Regions from separate parts of the Homo sapiens genome. Here regions 2, 3 and 4 are each linked to region 1. A link is a contact called in ENCODE Hi-C or POLR2A ChIA-PET data. All regions are on one chromosome and are shown on one strand. The core of a region is the stretch at or near the end of the contact, and the rest is flanking DNA. Distances in the headings are between cores, read along the strand shown. Region 1 overlaps PLCL1 (phospholipase C like 1 (inactive)). Region 2 overlaps PLCL1 (phospholipase C like 1 (inactive)). Region 3 overlaps PLCL1 (phospholipase C like 1 (inactive)). Region 4 overlaps PLCL1 (phospholipase C like 1 (inactive)).

Region 1 (3,500 bases), core at 91-2,590:
TTCATCCCTATCACTACAAATAAATGTGATTTTATGACAGCACTGGAGCTTTCATCATTTATTTAAAAGGAAAGAAAAAGATGTAAAGGTGGCTATACAATCCTTATCATAAAAATCTGTTTGCTCCCTGAGATCAGCAGTTGATTTTAATTTTATATTATCTATGTCGTTGTGAGATAAAAAGCCTTATTAATGTAAACATCATTCCAAGGAGAACCATGCTTCATGCTTCACCTCATCATATTTTAGAAGTACATAACATAAACGGTTTTCTCCAACTAAACCTAATTCACTCAGAGTTGAAAAAAAAAAAACAAAATAAAAGGTTTGAGAAACTACAGAATATTGATGTATTTAAGATTCACATGAATCAATTATTCAGTTATCTGGAGACTATCTGGAAATTAGATGTAATGTAATACTCCAAGAACATCTGCAATAGATCTTTCTCTCTCTCTCTCTCTCTCTCTTTCTCTCTCTCTCATACACAGACACACACACACACAGAGAGAGAGAGAGAGAGAGAGAGAGAGAGAGAGAGGCTTTGACCAGCAGTCCTTGAGGTTTGTGAATATTATGGGTTTAAGAGTTTAAATCAATTGGTTTATGCATTTTTCAGCCCCAAGTTCCTACAAAACAGGAAACGTTATATTTGCAGAATGCAGGTCAGAGCACTAGCTGTTTCTTCCCAGAACCTTCGACCTGTACAACGTGACTAAGAAGTATTTGGGAAGAGAGTTTAGGAAGGGTTTCCTGTTTGTCTTCATTTATTAGACTCTTCTTTTCTTTCCCAACACACATATACTATATAAAACATCATGAATGCCATATAATGTGCACCTTCTGATTTGCCAAAATGTTTTTATATTTGTTTTTCATCTGAGGTCATTTCTTAATATATCTAGATATTGTTCCCAAAGATGTGGAATCATTTCTCTCCCTCAGAGATCATTATTTTCCATAATGCCCCAGTACATTGAGGAAGTGGATTCCAGCTTGCTGTAGCAATGTTGGCCATCCCCACTATGAACTATCTTAACCCACAGGGAAATCAAAATCTTAAGTATCTGCTGTTTTACTTATTAAGTCTGAACCTAAAAGCCAGTCCCAAAAATGTCTCTGAAATTTTGCTGGCCATTTGGAAGTCAATTTTTATCTCCTCCCACAGCACTCCTCTTGCAAATGTTGCACTGACAAAAGGAACAGCCTGCTCATCTTGGTCCCTTGGTAAAGAGCTGCTGCCCAACTGGCAAAGAATGGGTTCCTATTCTACTCCCAAAAAAGTTACAGAGATGGGGCTGGAGTCAATGGTGTTAGATGTGTTCCAGGCTTAGCAAGCCACCAGGGGGCATTCCCTTCTGGGCCACACACTGCTGTCCTCTCTGAATTTTGTTAAGACTTGTCTTGTCGCCTAAGATGTGATCAATCCTAGAGACTGTTTCATGTGTACTTGAGAAGAAGGTGTATTCTGCTGCTGTTGGATGGAGTATTCTGCATATGTCTGTTAGGTCCATTTGGTTGAAAATGTAATTTAAGTCCAACACTTATTGATTTTCTGTTCAGATCATCTAAACAAAAAATCAATAAATATTGGACTTGAATTATACTTTTACACCTATGTGTAAATGTGTGAATATTGGACTTGAATCACATTATTATACCTATGTATTTAGGTGTTCTGATGTTGGGTGCATACATATTTGCAATTGTTATGTCTTCTTGAGGAATTAACCTCTGTATCCTTATGTAATGACCTTCTTTGCCTCTTTTTGTAGTTTTTGACGTAAAGTCTATTTTTATCTGACATAAGTGTAGCTACCCCTGATCTCTTTCCTCTGAACATTTTTACCCTTTCCCAAGAGAGAAAGGCAACTCCATAAATACTCCTGCAGCTGCAATACACTGAAGTGGGAAAGGCAGTGAAATCATGAAGTTTATCTTCTTTGACATGCTCTACACAAAACCCATTGGTTCTACACCCAAACCAGTTCCCCTTCCAAAGGCCTGTCTTCAACAATGGCAGTCACAATTATCTGAATTGCTTTATTTCTCCTGATCTTTTCCCCATCTAATAGGTTACTGCTCTCTTTCTCCTTTGGCAGGTCTCTCCTTCCTTTCTATTTCTATCACAACCAGCCTAGTTGAAGTACTGCAGCTCACAGCTAGATTACCGAAATGGACTGGATCAATAAGGGTCCAATGAGGGAAATAGGAACCACTCCAACATTCTAAAAAGAGGGAATGTAATACAGTGACTTAGATACATCACTGCTAAAAGAGCTAAGAAGCCAAAAGAGAATAAAGAGGCAACCCGGAGGCTAACAACTGCAGGTAGCTACTACCACTCCTTGGCTGGAGGGACAGAAGGAGAGGATGGTATTACCAGCACCAAAGGGCCAGAGTCATGGAAAAAGCTGGAACCACAGTGGGCCTGTCTTACACAAGCTGGAGCCACAAAGCAAACACAGCAGCTGTGCTTGCCTGCCCATCTCCTGCCAGTGCCTCTCATTGGCTAAACCCAGCTGGGAAAGAGCTAGGAAATCAGCCTGCAGGGGTTGAACCTTCAGCCATGCAGATAATGAAGTGGGAGAAAAGGAATAGATCTGACAGCAAAAAAGGCCAATGATTAGTTCATAAGATAAATTCACTCTTACATGTAGCTCTCACTATAGATTACTGACTTCCCATTTTATATAATGAAATATGGCCTCAAGAGGATAAGTACCAAACCGAGGGTCAAAGTACCAAACCTAGGGTTCTATCCTGCAGCCCAGGCTAGAACTTGAAGGTCTCTCAGACCTAAAATCCCACTTTTTCCCAAGTCTCCACTGCCTTCTCTTGTCAGTTGCCCTTCAGCTACAACATTTATACCATCATGGGCTATATATAGCATATGATTACTTTTATATAATAAGCAGAGACTATAACTGTAATCTCGAGGCTCCAGTCTTCTTCCAGGCTAGGAATGAAGGGGGAGGTACCTCATTTTATTTAGAGGCCTCCAGCACCTTGAGGAGATACTTAACCTAGTCAGTCCCTTCTTCCCTGCCAGTCCAAGGCCCAGAATCAGCAAAGCCTGTCTTACCTGGAATGAGTGAGCACTTCCCAGGTGGGATTTGAGGAGACACAGAAAAGGCCCCACATTTCAAAATGACATTCCTTATTTTTACTCATTGCTTCATTTCACAAATATTTATCAAAAATTCTATGATATCCAATAAGGACTATGGGAAACCTGTATTGGTTGGTGCTGAAATAATGCTTCCAAAATTTATGTCAATTAGTGTAAGGTAATGGTTTTTTTTTTTTTCAACCTCTATAGCTATAAAGACAAAACAGAGTGAACTCATACCACCAAAGTCTGCACACTGCCAGAGACCACCAAAGAGTCCCATTTTAAGCTATCTCTTGCTTTTTAAAAATGCATAAATTTTACATTATACCCCACAACAGTTCCATTTTAATCTAAAAAATAGTGAGATTTGGGCTGGGCGCCATGG
Region 2 (3,430 bases), core at 283-2,782, 170 kb after region 1:
GTGTGTATATATATATATATATATAGCAAAAAAATAAAAAAGCCAATTGCAGCATAAGTCTATAATGATCCTGGAGAATATACACCAAAATGTTAACGGTGGTTATCTCTGGGTGGTAGGTTTATGAATAACATTTATTCTCTTCTTTATTTCTTAATTTGAATTTTGTATAATAAGCATGTATATCTTTTTTACATTTTAAAGCTTTTCCCATTTTAAATGCTTAGGGAATAAATGCTGTTACAGTAAATGATGGCTTCATTTATTCTCCTTCCAAGGACAGGGATTTCCAAAGGTTGGCAGTGATCCAAAGGTTGGTGTTGCTGCTAAGAGGGAGAAGAAGAAAGTAGGAAATGGGTTGTCCTTAGCAACTGGCTCTCACAACTGTTCCTCCTACTGTCTGGGATTCATACGAATATTTAAATAGCCTTAAATATCTTATCTCATAACACTTTTCTAATAAGAACTGTGGCTTCCAGTGGAAATGATATAGCTCAATTTTGACAATACCAATTAGTTTCAGCATAAAGAAACTATCTGTTGTCAATTTTTTCAGTTGTGAAAATCAGCTTCCAAACTCATTTCACCTTCCCTGTTGGCTCTTCTCTCACCTTTCAAAGTGTTCACTGTCCAAGATGAATTTATTAAATACTGTCTTATTCTATTTAGCATGATACCAAAGCTGCGTATGCAAGCTGATGTCAATGACCTTCTCTTACTATCACCAAATTGGGGCACTGCTTCTGCTATAAGAAAGATGAATGGGGAGGTGGAGGGATATCTCTAGTCTTTTTTCTTATACTATATAAGAAACCTACAAGCAACTTTCATTTCAATTAATATTTTACATGAACTCAAGATAGCTTAAAGAAAAATAAATTAAAATTAAAATCACACCAACCACAGGAAGAACATGTCAATTTATTGGTATTTATTTCCTTAATTTTAACATTTAGCCTAAAACACAAACAAAACTAAGATTTGCAAGAAAAAAAAACTGAAATAAATTTGCTAGCCATGCTAGGATTTTATTATAGTTTGGATCAACTTTGAATGCTTTAAATATATATTATGCTTGAATATCAACAGAAAAAATGTGTGTTGGTGTAGCCTAAAAACTTGAACATATTTGCTTCTTGGGTTCTTCTAAAATGTCCTTACTCTATGAAAACCTGAAGTAAATCGGAGAAAAAAGTTTAAAATGTTTGACAGAATATTAAAACTCAGTGTAAGCAGAAGTATAGGAAGAGCTTTTAAAGCCTGTTTTTTTTTGGTTAAAGCAGCTCAAAATCATATCTCCAAAAGAGCAGAGTTTGAGTACAACTTATTTCCCTCTAGGCTAGAAAACCATGGCTGTTCATTTAACAAGTTTAAGGAGTATAGCTAGTGTCATAAACCCCAAACATGTAGCAGAAATGCAACCTATGCATCCAAATGACATAGGACAGTGAAAGGGGCCCTACACTGGGAGACAGGAGACAGAAAATTTCTTCCCTTTTGTTCTGCAATGGCCACATGACTCACTAGTCACTATGCTTCTCGGAATTTCTCACTTCCTCATCTGTAAAAACAAGCCCGGGGCTAGATGATGTCTAGGTTGTTTCCAGATCAAAAATTTTTAAAGCTCTAATTCTACACATTCACTTTACACATATACAAAACTGAAAACATTCTATTTTTATGATCTAAAAAAACTGCAAATAAAAGAACTGCATTTTAGCAAATTTTTCCACTGACATTTTGAAAAAGGAAATAAGATTTAGCCTTATCATTTTAATATAATTAATTTACTTTTCAATACTAGTATCATATAATCCTTTATTACTCATTAGCATTTAATAATCATATCTTTTATTTCTAATTCCAATATTAGAAAGAAATTTGTCTTCCTTAATTATGGAATCAGCAGGAATCATGAGATATGCTAACAGCAGAAAAACATCTGAAATATAAAAATTAGTTTTGTCTTTCAAAAAATAATTGAAGACAGAAATTTCTATTTCCTGAAGTATTGTATTCCAATATGCAAGATAGTTCAGTAATAAAAACTAATATTCACTTAGTCTTATGTATAGAGCACTTTAACATGCATGATGTCACTAAATCTTTATGACTCTATGAGGAAGTATTGTAATTATCCTCACTCTATAGTTGAGGAAACTGAGGTCTCCTGACATTAAGTGATTGTCCAGGATCATAAAGCTAGAAAGCCCCAGCTCCATGACTCAACCTCTGACCTTTTCTCTCAATTTCTTGCTCTCTCTCCATGCTGTTCTGCCAGTTCATAAGCCCTTAATGTTTCTAATGAAGCCCACTTTCACCTAATTTAATGTAGACGGTTGCTCATAAACACCATAACAATTAACTGGGAACAAATATTTGAAACACATATGGCAGAAAGGGTTAATTACCTATCTTTAACATATGAGGAATCTTTACAAATTAAAAAAAAGAAAAGAAAAAGACCAACAATTCAATGAAGTTAGGTGAGAAATACAACCAGAGAGTTTACACACAAAAAAAATTATTGCTAATAGCTTTGAAACACTTGGGGGGAAAATGCTCAATCTCAATTAAATGACCGCTAGTAAAAATAAGATTTTTTCCTTTTTTTTTTTCAGACAGTGTCTCACTGTCGCCCAGGCTAGAGTCCAGTGGCACAATCACAGCTCACTGCAGCTTCAACCTTCCAGGCTCAAACAATCCCCCTACTTCAGCCTCCCAAGTACCTGGGACCAGAGCCACACACCACCGCACTTAATTTTTGGTAGAGACAGGGTCTCACTATGTTGCCCAGGCTGGTCTCGAACTCCTGAGCTCAAGTGATCCTCAGCCTCCCAAAGTGCTGGAATTACAGGCATGAGCAACTGAGCCAGGCCTTTTCCCTATCTTATTAACAAAACTTTTTAAATTGTTCATGTGCTTGTACATAGAGTATGAAATAATAGACACTGGAGACTCGGAATGGTGGGAGGGAATGAGGCATGAGAAATTACTTAATGGGTACAAAGTATGGGTGATGGCTACACTAAAAGCCCAGATTTCACGATTACCAATATATTCATGTAACATAACTGTGCTTGTACCTCTGAAATTTATACAAATCAACAATATTTTAAAATAAGATCAAAATTTTTCATATACCGAATTGACCATGGTATAGGAAAAAGTTACTCTCATATACCATCAGTGGGGAGTGCATGTGTTAAAAGTTTTTTGAGGGCGATTTTACAATATTTAGCAGAACTAAACACAGCCTTAAACACAGCAATTCCTCTCCTTGGAATTTGTTATTTATTTTATTTATGTGAGCAAAGAAAAAAATGATCATCTTGTAAAAGATGTTCCTAAGAGCATCAGCTATTACAGCAAAATACTGAAGACAACTCAAATGTCTCCCCTCCCTCAGAATTAACTGAATTTGGGGTAC
Region 3 (3,733 bases), core at 1,029-3,528, 220 kb after region 1:
TAGTGAACAAGCCTACATAAAAATTCAGGTTTGAAAACACATTTTTTCTCACGTATGTTTTATGTAGGCAGATTTCTAAAACTGACAATATTAAAATTATTTTCTCACCGAGAGGCATGCTATCTGCATTTTAATCAACCGATGAAGTTTTACAAAATCTCTAATGATGAAGTGCCTTCCTGACCAGACAGGGGAAAAGTAAATTGGGTGCAAAAGAGCTTCCATAGAAGGTGAAACAAACTCTTTTTAATTCATCTCAAAGCTTCAAGCTCTGTTTCAGAAATGCTGCCAAGTTTCAGGGTGAAATAAGGAAATTTCCCTTTCCCTCTAGCCAACTATTTCATTTACCCTTCTTAAGATACACTCTTTCCTTAGAAACATAGAATCTTTTATATTTAGAGATGACCTTGCACTTCCTACTATAATACTTGGTAGACAAGAGAATAGTCTTCCACTGCCAGGTTTTAAACAGTTCTTGTAGAGAAGAAAAATAAATTGAGCCAGAGTTACTGCTTACATTTATTTTCCTAGAATTCATCTCTAATGGGTATTTCTAGCTCACTCTCCAAAGATTAAAACCACAAAAGAAATGAAAAGGAAGCTTTAGAACATACTAATGCAGTTTTTAAAAAAGTAATAATAATATATGTGGGTTTGGCTAATGGGAAGCAAAAAATAAAAATCATATATGGATAATTTTGCTGAATAGTCTAATGGTCTTAAAGACTCTCTGGAGATATGAAATATGAAACCTGTTTCTTCTAACAACATTTTACTTGATCATGGACTGCATTCTTGAATTGAATATTAAGGTGGCTTGTTAGAATTATTATTTAGAAGAGGGGTCCCCAATCCCATGGCTACGGACCGGTGTCAGTCTGTGGCCCATCAGAAACTGCACGGCACAGCAGAAGGTGAGCTGCAGGTGAGCAACTGAGCATTAACAACTGAGCTCCACCTCCTGTCAGACCAGTGGCAGCATTAGATTCTCACAGGAGCTCGAATCTTATTGTGAACTGCACATGTGAGGGACCTAGGTTGCATGCCCCTTATGAGAAAATAACTAACGCCTGATGATCTGAAGTGGAAATTTCATCCTGAAACAATCCCCCCTTCCCTTGGAAAAATAGTCTTCCATGCAACCAGTCCCTGATGCTGAAAAGGTTGGGGACTGCTGATTTAGAGCATACATTTGTTTGACATAAACTGATTCCAGACTATTTCTAAAGGTTGTTTTCAAAGATTTTTGTAAAGGTACCCTGTTCAGATTTGACAGGGAGATATCAAATAGCAAAATCTTGTGTTAGTGAAATGTTTTTCTTTTTAAATATTTAGGGTAGTGTTGAGAATAACTGCTTTTCAAAAATAGATGTAAGAAGAAATAATGTGGTATTAAATTCTTCTTTTGTAAAAGTTGACAACGGCATGAAAGATTCAAAAACTGAACAGAGCAGATATATAAGGCAATACTTTTCCATTGAATAGTATTCAACATAAATGCATATGCACCAAAACAGTGTAAAAATTTCACAATTTTACTCATTGTCATATTTCTAAGATAAAGCAGGTTCCTAACAGAATTCTTAACAGTGATCTCTTTAGATAAATCAGAGAGAAAATTACAACTGAACCACTGATTCTACTGTGGGTCAGGATGGTGACCAGCTCTGGCTCATGGGCTTGACACATCCAGGCAGAACTAAGTCAGTTTTTCTGCAAATTCCCATCTCTTCCCCTGTGAAACGGGAAGTGTATCGAGGAGCTCCATTGCCACTCACCCTCTTAAAGTCAAATTTCAATCCTTTGTGATATATGTGTTTATATTTCCTTTGATTAGTGTCTCCAGAATGGTATAGAAATACCTAGCATACATGGAAAGCTATTAAAACTTTTTCAATTCATGATTTTTTTTCTAAAAGAAACTGAAAGCATACCGCATGTTATGTTCTTTGTGATCCAGTACTTTTCAAGTTAAAACATCATTCATTTCCTGAAAAATCCCAGCCTTAGTCTTCTCCAACACTAAAACTGAGGAAATCATAGCTGTCTAAATTTTTCTGCCACTACAGAGTAAAACTGAGATATTACTAAGAAAAGCATTTAGAACTCTTATGATTCATTAGTTGGTTAAGTGTTTTTCTTTGGAGAAGCTAAATGCTCTTCGAAAGCAGAATTACATGGGCCCTCCCATCTAAGTGAGGAAAGCATAAGGCAGTTTATAACACTCGACCTCTTGACATAGCCAAAGGGAAACTGAAACTCTAAAAGATGATTAGCTAGCATCACTAGAAATAACAGAACTCAAACAAACTGAGCTCCCAGGCGAGAGCTTCCTGAGAAACATGCCGCTCCCTTCAAGCCGAGAGCAAATGCTAGATATTTTCATCTTTAGCTTAACCTATCAATTTCAGCTGCTGAGGAAAGAAACTTTATACACCACATACAAATTTTAGAATGTAAAAATTATTAAACACACAGCTGAATTCAATATAGGAATGACTATTTGTTCTTTGAAAAAAAAATCACAGTTTATAGCAATCTTTGAAAAATGTAATTGGAAAAAAGGAGCCCCCAATTTCAAACAAATGCTGCTGTTTCGCTTCCCTGGTGATGCTAAATTGCATAATATTCTAACTGGATGCATATCTTCTTCTACTTTCAATATGCACCAAATGATTCCTATGATAATTAAGGATTAACATAGCTTTTGTAATAAAATCCCAAAATTTTTCCAGAAACCTAATTTTAGTTAACAATTTTACACACTAACTTTGTGCACTGAAACCAATCCACTCACTTAGTTGATTCAGTGGGTCACCCGCCAGTCATAACTAGATGCCTTTCTACAGGCCTGGCCCAATCCCGGCTCTCCATCCTTCATCCTTCAGTTCCCATCCTTAGCTTAGCCAAGTTGGATTTTTGATATCTATCTTCTCTGGAGAAAGTGGTGAAGATATATGACCTGAAGTCAGCTGATCTTGAGGCGCAATTCTAACATACTCCTGATGTCCTTCTTCCTTTAAGAAGCCACTGATTTCAAGAAAACGGCTAAGCAGACAGAGACCACAGAAAGAGGTAGCAACTGAAAACTATTGTCAAACTTGATTATTTTGTAGAATATTTAAAATATACTTACTATTTAGGGAGCAAAGTTTACAAATTGTACCAACATCTGCTTTTATCATTAATGCATATAAAACCCTTTATGTTGGATAGCATGCCAGTCTTTTGTCCTGAGATCCAGAGTCTCATTTAAATTAGGATATCCCATCTTCACCTCAAAGCCTAACTCGTCATTAGTCTCACAAACCCCATGACTCTGACCTTCTGAACCGCAACCTTAAACTTTAATGCACAAGTGGCCTCCCTTTCCAAGGAGACTCTAAATTCTTTCAGGGAAGAAATCATGATTTAGATTTTTTTTAATCTCTCACAAAAACTGATACTTAATACTTGACAGAATCTGCTCAATAAAGCCAGGCACAGTGGCTCATACCTATAATCCCAGCACTTTGGGAGGCCAAGGCAGGAGGATCACTTGAGTTTAGGAGTTCAACACCAGCCCGGGCAACACAGCAAGACTTCCATCTCAACAAAAACAACTTTAAAAAAATAAGCTATCTGTGGTAGACTGTGCCTGTAGGAGGATCCCTTAAGCTTAGGCAGTCCAGGCAACAGTGAGCCATGATCATGTCACTGCACTCCAGCCTGAGCAACAGAGAACCCATCTCTA
Region 4 (4,011 bases), core at 904-3,403, 140 kb after region 1:
CCAGACTCAGGGTATTAGGCATTCCTCACAAATTGGACAGGAAGCTAAAGAAACAAGAGAAGGAAAAGAGGGGAATAATTAACAGTATTAGCAACTCCCAAATCCTGGCCTAATTCATACTCTTAATGCCTGGAAGCAAAGGGTGATCTTCCAAAGGTAAATAAAGTACAATATTTTATGCAGTTCTAATTAATATTTAAACCATAATTTCTGAAGCAAACCTGATTATTTTTTCTATTCTTGGAGAAAACTTGATTTTCAGATATTCCCTCAAATATAAAAGGGAATATCCGAAAATCAAGAAAAAAATATTTTCTTTTCTAAATTGCTAAACTTTATTTTTTATTTTATTTATTTATTTATTTATTTTTTGAGACAGGGTCACACTCTGTCACCCAGGCTGGAGCTCAGTGGTACTATCACAGCTCACTGCAGCCTCAGCCTACCCAGGCTCAGTTGATCCTCCCACCTCAGCCTCCAGAGTAGCTGGGACTAAAGAGGCAAGCAACCAGCTAATTTTTGTATTTTTGTCGAGATGGGGTTTCCCCATGTTGCCCAGGCTGGTCTCAAACTTGTGAGCTCAAGTGATCTGCCCGCCTCAGCCTCCCAAAACTAAAGTATTATTAAAAGATGACTGAATCAGTGTGCTTTTGGAGTTTTTGAATAAGGTGTATTATACCCAAAATATCAACATTCTGGATTGTGATTCATTTCACAATGTGTTCAGGCTTAGTTTACTTTAAATAAACATCCTGTCCATTAATTTTATATCAAAATATAAAGCTTCCACTTCTAGATCATCTTTATTCTAGCTTCCCTCTTACATTTTATAGAACAATAATAGAAACACAAGTTATTTTATTTTGAAGTAAATACTAAATGTAATATGCGTTACATTGAACACTAAGCTATTTACTTCTCACATCATTTATTGCAGGATATTTGAGTCAGGCAGAAAAGGTTAAGAAATTAACTCTGAATTAACCTGGAATTCAAGTTTAAGGGAATTGAGGGGAAAGGGGATATTTTCGGGTTGCCGGGAATAAAGGAATATGGTTTGATATCAGAAGCCTGTGAGAACAGAGATGAATAGGATGAAGATTCTGCTTCAAAGCAATTGACCATCAAGTAGAGAAGAGACTGATGTGCAGTAAGAAACAGAGTTTCTCACCCAGATATTGAGGTGAGCTGATAAACAAAAATAAACAAACAAAAAACCTGAAAGGGCAAGAAAAGGAGCAATCATCTCTGAGATGGTCGTGGGGTAAAAGGAGGGCTTGGGTAAAGCCCTTGGAGAAGGTGAGCTAATATTTGTTGAGTGTCTACTAATTCCTGCCCAAGTAGGACAAGATGGTCCACTTAAATCTTAAAACAGTCCTCTGAGAATGGTACAGTTTTACAGAAGATGAAACCAAAGGTTACAGAACAAAATGCTTGGGCATCTTCAGTGATCAATCGTGCAGCTAGGAAAGAAGAGATCCACCAGGGAAATGAAGTATGAATGGTTCCAAAATCCATCTCCTTTTCACTAAAAACACTTGCTTTCCTAAGAAGATATGCTAACCATCTTGTATACATTAACCCACCTAATCTCATTTAATCCTCACCTAAATCCCTGTGCAATAGGCATGGTTAACCCCAGTTTACAGATGAAGAAAGCAAGTCCAAATAAGCAAGTTAACTTGACCAAAGCGCCACACTTTGACCAAAGTCAAAGATTCAAACAAAGTCTGCCTCACTCTCACTTGAAGATCAGCTTGAAATCTGAGTAGAACCACAATAGGTGCAGATGAAGGAGAGATTCAAAGAGAGCTCACTTCCCATTTCCCTACACTGATGCCTGGAGGTCACAGTACCTGCAAAGCCAGAATTGAGGGTCCACTGGACTTTTTATTTTCCCAAAGAATATTTACTACATCCTATGACCCTTATCAAAGGGCAGACAGCATAAACTTTATAAGCCGACTGCTACCAGCACAACTTTTCCCTAGAGAACTCCACTCTCCAGAATTCCAGGCCACCATCCAAAATTCCAAATACCCTCAGAGAGGGAACTCTGAGGTAAACAGATCCCATCTTCAGAGAGTAACCAAAGAGCCTCTGGCCATGACTCAGGAGATTAGCCACTGCCTTGATTCATCTCTGCAAAGTCAGCCTGTGGGGCTTCCCAGAGCCATGAGGAGGAAGTGGGCCAGGAAGGAATCAATAATTGCCACCCACAGATGTGCCTGTGAGTGCTATAAAGGGAATGACCGAGAACACCTAGGGGAGGTTCTCAGAACACGCAGCCAGTCCTCTATGTTGGAGCAAGTCTTAGTTCTTCCAGGCACGAATTTTTAGTGCCCACTTCTGTTCCTTAGCAAAAAAGGAAAAAAAAAAAGAGAAAAAGAAAAGAAAGCAGGAATGAACTTTTAATAACATTCTTTCAAACCAGAATGGGCAAGAAAGGTTTTTCCAGCTATATATGGAAAAATGTCCTGGCTCTGCCAAGTACCTAAAGGAGACTTCCAATCCTCTGACGTATGAAATCATGATCTAAACAACAAATTCCGAGCTCAAAACAGTTTCCAAGGGAAGAAAAGGGAGCTCAGTTATCCAAATGTGTGCATACCTTCTGGACTAGCAGCAGTGGGAAACTGAATGCCGCATTTATCCTTGAAGATTAAATCTTCTGCAAGAGAAATAGCATGAGTCTCGTGTTTGGTCCTTGAGTGACTCCTCTCTTCTATAACTTTACAGACTTTTAAATAACCATTATCATCAATCTTGAAACAAAACAATCAAATACTTGACCATGTTGAGCTAATTCTTAAATCAATTATAAGAATATTTTATTCAACAAAATATAAAGTATTTTTACACACATTTTCTATTTTTAAATGTAATTTTTAAAAATATATAATGGAGTATAAAAGAAAAAAGAAGAGCATTATTTCAGACAATATCACCTCTTCTATACTGCAAATATATCATGAGGTTTTTTTAAGTTAGGATATTAAATGTCATTAAATAAAGACATGATTAGGAAATGCTTATCGGGTCTAAGGTATTTCATTAACATTTATGTTTAGCTGACTTGATAAGAAGATGAGTTAGAAAGTATGGTTATTGCAAGCATATTAAATGAGGACCTGGTGGCCATGGGCCCAAGGAAGAGAACACTTGAGAGTAAATTTCTTCTGAGGCTTGAAGACTATCTCATGGAAGAGAAAGTAGACTTGTTGTGAATAACTCCAAAGACATCAAAAGGATCACTGGACAGAGGTTAGGAGCAAGGCAGATGCGGGGTCAATATAAGGAAGAACCTTCAAACTATTTTAGCTGCCCAAAGATAGAATGAGTAATTCATTCTCTTTTGCTAGAAATATGTAAGCGAAAGTTAAGCACCTGGCAGGGATTCTTTACTATTTTTAGCAATAGAGAATACATTCCTATTTTATTTCTAGTCAGCACTGATATTTCCTAACAATTGTGATTTTCAAAGGGATTTCCCCATGGGTTGCTCAAATTCTCTCGTTCAAAACTAAATCCTTATTTTTTCTCTTAAGCAGCATGTCTATTTTTGCTATCTCAGTAAAAGGCACCTTCATCCATCCATTGCAAAAGCTCAAAGCCTATGCAATGTCTTATACTCATCTTCTTTCTCATGCTAAATATGTGATCACTTCCCAAGTCTTATCCATTCTCCCTCTCAAATATCACTCACGTCAGATGATAGGTTAAAAAAGATGACCCTCTTGTACAAGAGCAGTGGCCCTCAACCTTAGCTGCTCATTAGAATCATCTAGAGAGTACTTAGAATGTAAGGTGATTTTAATATTCTCAAGCTGTGCCCCAGACCAATTAAATACAAATCTCTGTGGGATAGACCAGGCATTAGCAGTTTAGCTCTCAGGTGATTTCAATGTGCAGCCAGAACTGAGAACCATTGAAAAAGAGGCAAGAAGGCCAGACAAGAAGGTACTGAATTGAAGTAATCAAAATATGAAATTATGCACTAGGGTAGTTACA

Evidence for each region. A loop is a pair of places that touch in the nucleus more often than their neighbours do. ChIA-PET counts read pairs that join two places held with the same protein, here RNA polymerase II (POLR2A). Pooled maps may share reads with other maps.
Region 2: a pooled map shows a loop between it and region 1 (3-fold over the local background). The contact joins two enhancer-like sites. A Hi-C loop is called at or near these places in 1 of 168 maps with a recorded cell type or tissue (GM12878), 2 of 37 single-sample maps with no recorded cell type and 12 of 50 pooled maps. POLR2A ChIA-PET finds 5 or more read pairs at or near these places in 2 of 52 experiments (HEK293T and activated CD4-positive, alpha-beta T cell).
Region 3: a loop to region 1 is called in a map of CD4-positive, alpha-beta T cell, with 10 times the contacts of the local background. The contact joins two enhancer-like sites. A Hi-C loop is called at or near these places in 2 of 168 maps with a recorded cell type or tissue (CD4-positive, alpha-beta T cell and naive thymus-derived CD4-positive, alpha-beta T cell) and 8 of 50 pooled maps. POLR2A ChIA-PET finds 5 or more read pairs at or near these places in 2 of 52 experiments (activated CD4-positive, alpha-beta T cell and activated T-cell).
Region 4: a pooled map shows a loop between it and region 1 (2.4-fold over the local background). The contact joins two enhancer-like sites. A Hi-C loop is called at or near these places in 5 of 50 pooled maps. POLR2A ChIA-PET finds 5 or more read pairs at or near these places in 2 of 52 experiments (HEK293T and activated CD4-positive, alpha-beta T cell).

Annotation. Positions count from the first base shown.
Region 1 is chr2:198,052,336-198,055,835 of GRCh38, reverse strand. All of the region lies in intron 1 of PLCL1 (phospholipase C like 1 (inactive)), which reads right to left. Among named protein-coding and RNA genes, the nearest start is that of PLCL1, 250 kb to the right of the region's middle. Within about 2 kb of position 1,340, at least 3 of the 41 ENCODE cell types and tissues checked have a DNase peak (open chromatin) inside an H3K27ac peak, as active enhancers do.
Region 2 is chr2:197,887,278-197,890,707 of GRCh38, reverse strand. All of the region lies in intron 1 of PLCL1 (phospholipase C like 1 (inactive)), which reads right to left. Among named protein-coding and RNA genes, the nearest start is that of PLCL1, 84 kb to the right of the region's middle. RefSeq lists enhancers at 1,302-1,351, 1,612-1,701. Within about 2 kb of position 1,532, at least 2 of the 41 ENCODE cell types and tissues checked have a DNase peak (open chromatin) inside an H3K27ac peak, as active enhancers do.
Region 3 is chr2:197,836,741-197,840,473 of GRCh38, reverse strand. All of the region lies in intron 1 of PLCL1 (phospholipase C like 1 (inactive)), which reads right to left. Among named protein-coding and RNA genes, the nearest start is that of PLCL1, 34 kb to the right of the region's middle. Within about 2 kb of position 2,278, at least 5 of the 41 ENCODE cell types and tissues checked have a DNase peak (open chromatin) inside an H3K27ac peak, as active enhancers do.
Region 4 is chr2:197,907,698-197,911,708 of GRCh38, reverse strand. All of the region lies in intron 1 of PLCL1 (phospholipase C like 1 (inactive)), which reads right to left. Among named protein-coding and RNA genes, the nearest start is that of PLCL1, 110 kb to the right of the region's middle. RefSeq lists an enhancer at 1,611-2,810. Within about 2 kb of position 2,153, at least 2 of the 41 ENCODE cell types and tissues checked have a DNase peak (open chromatin) inside an H3K27ac peak, as active enhancers do.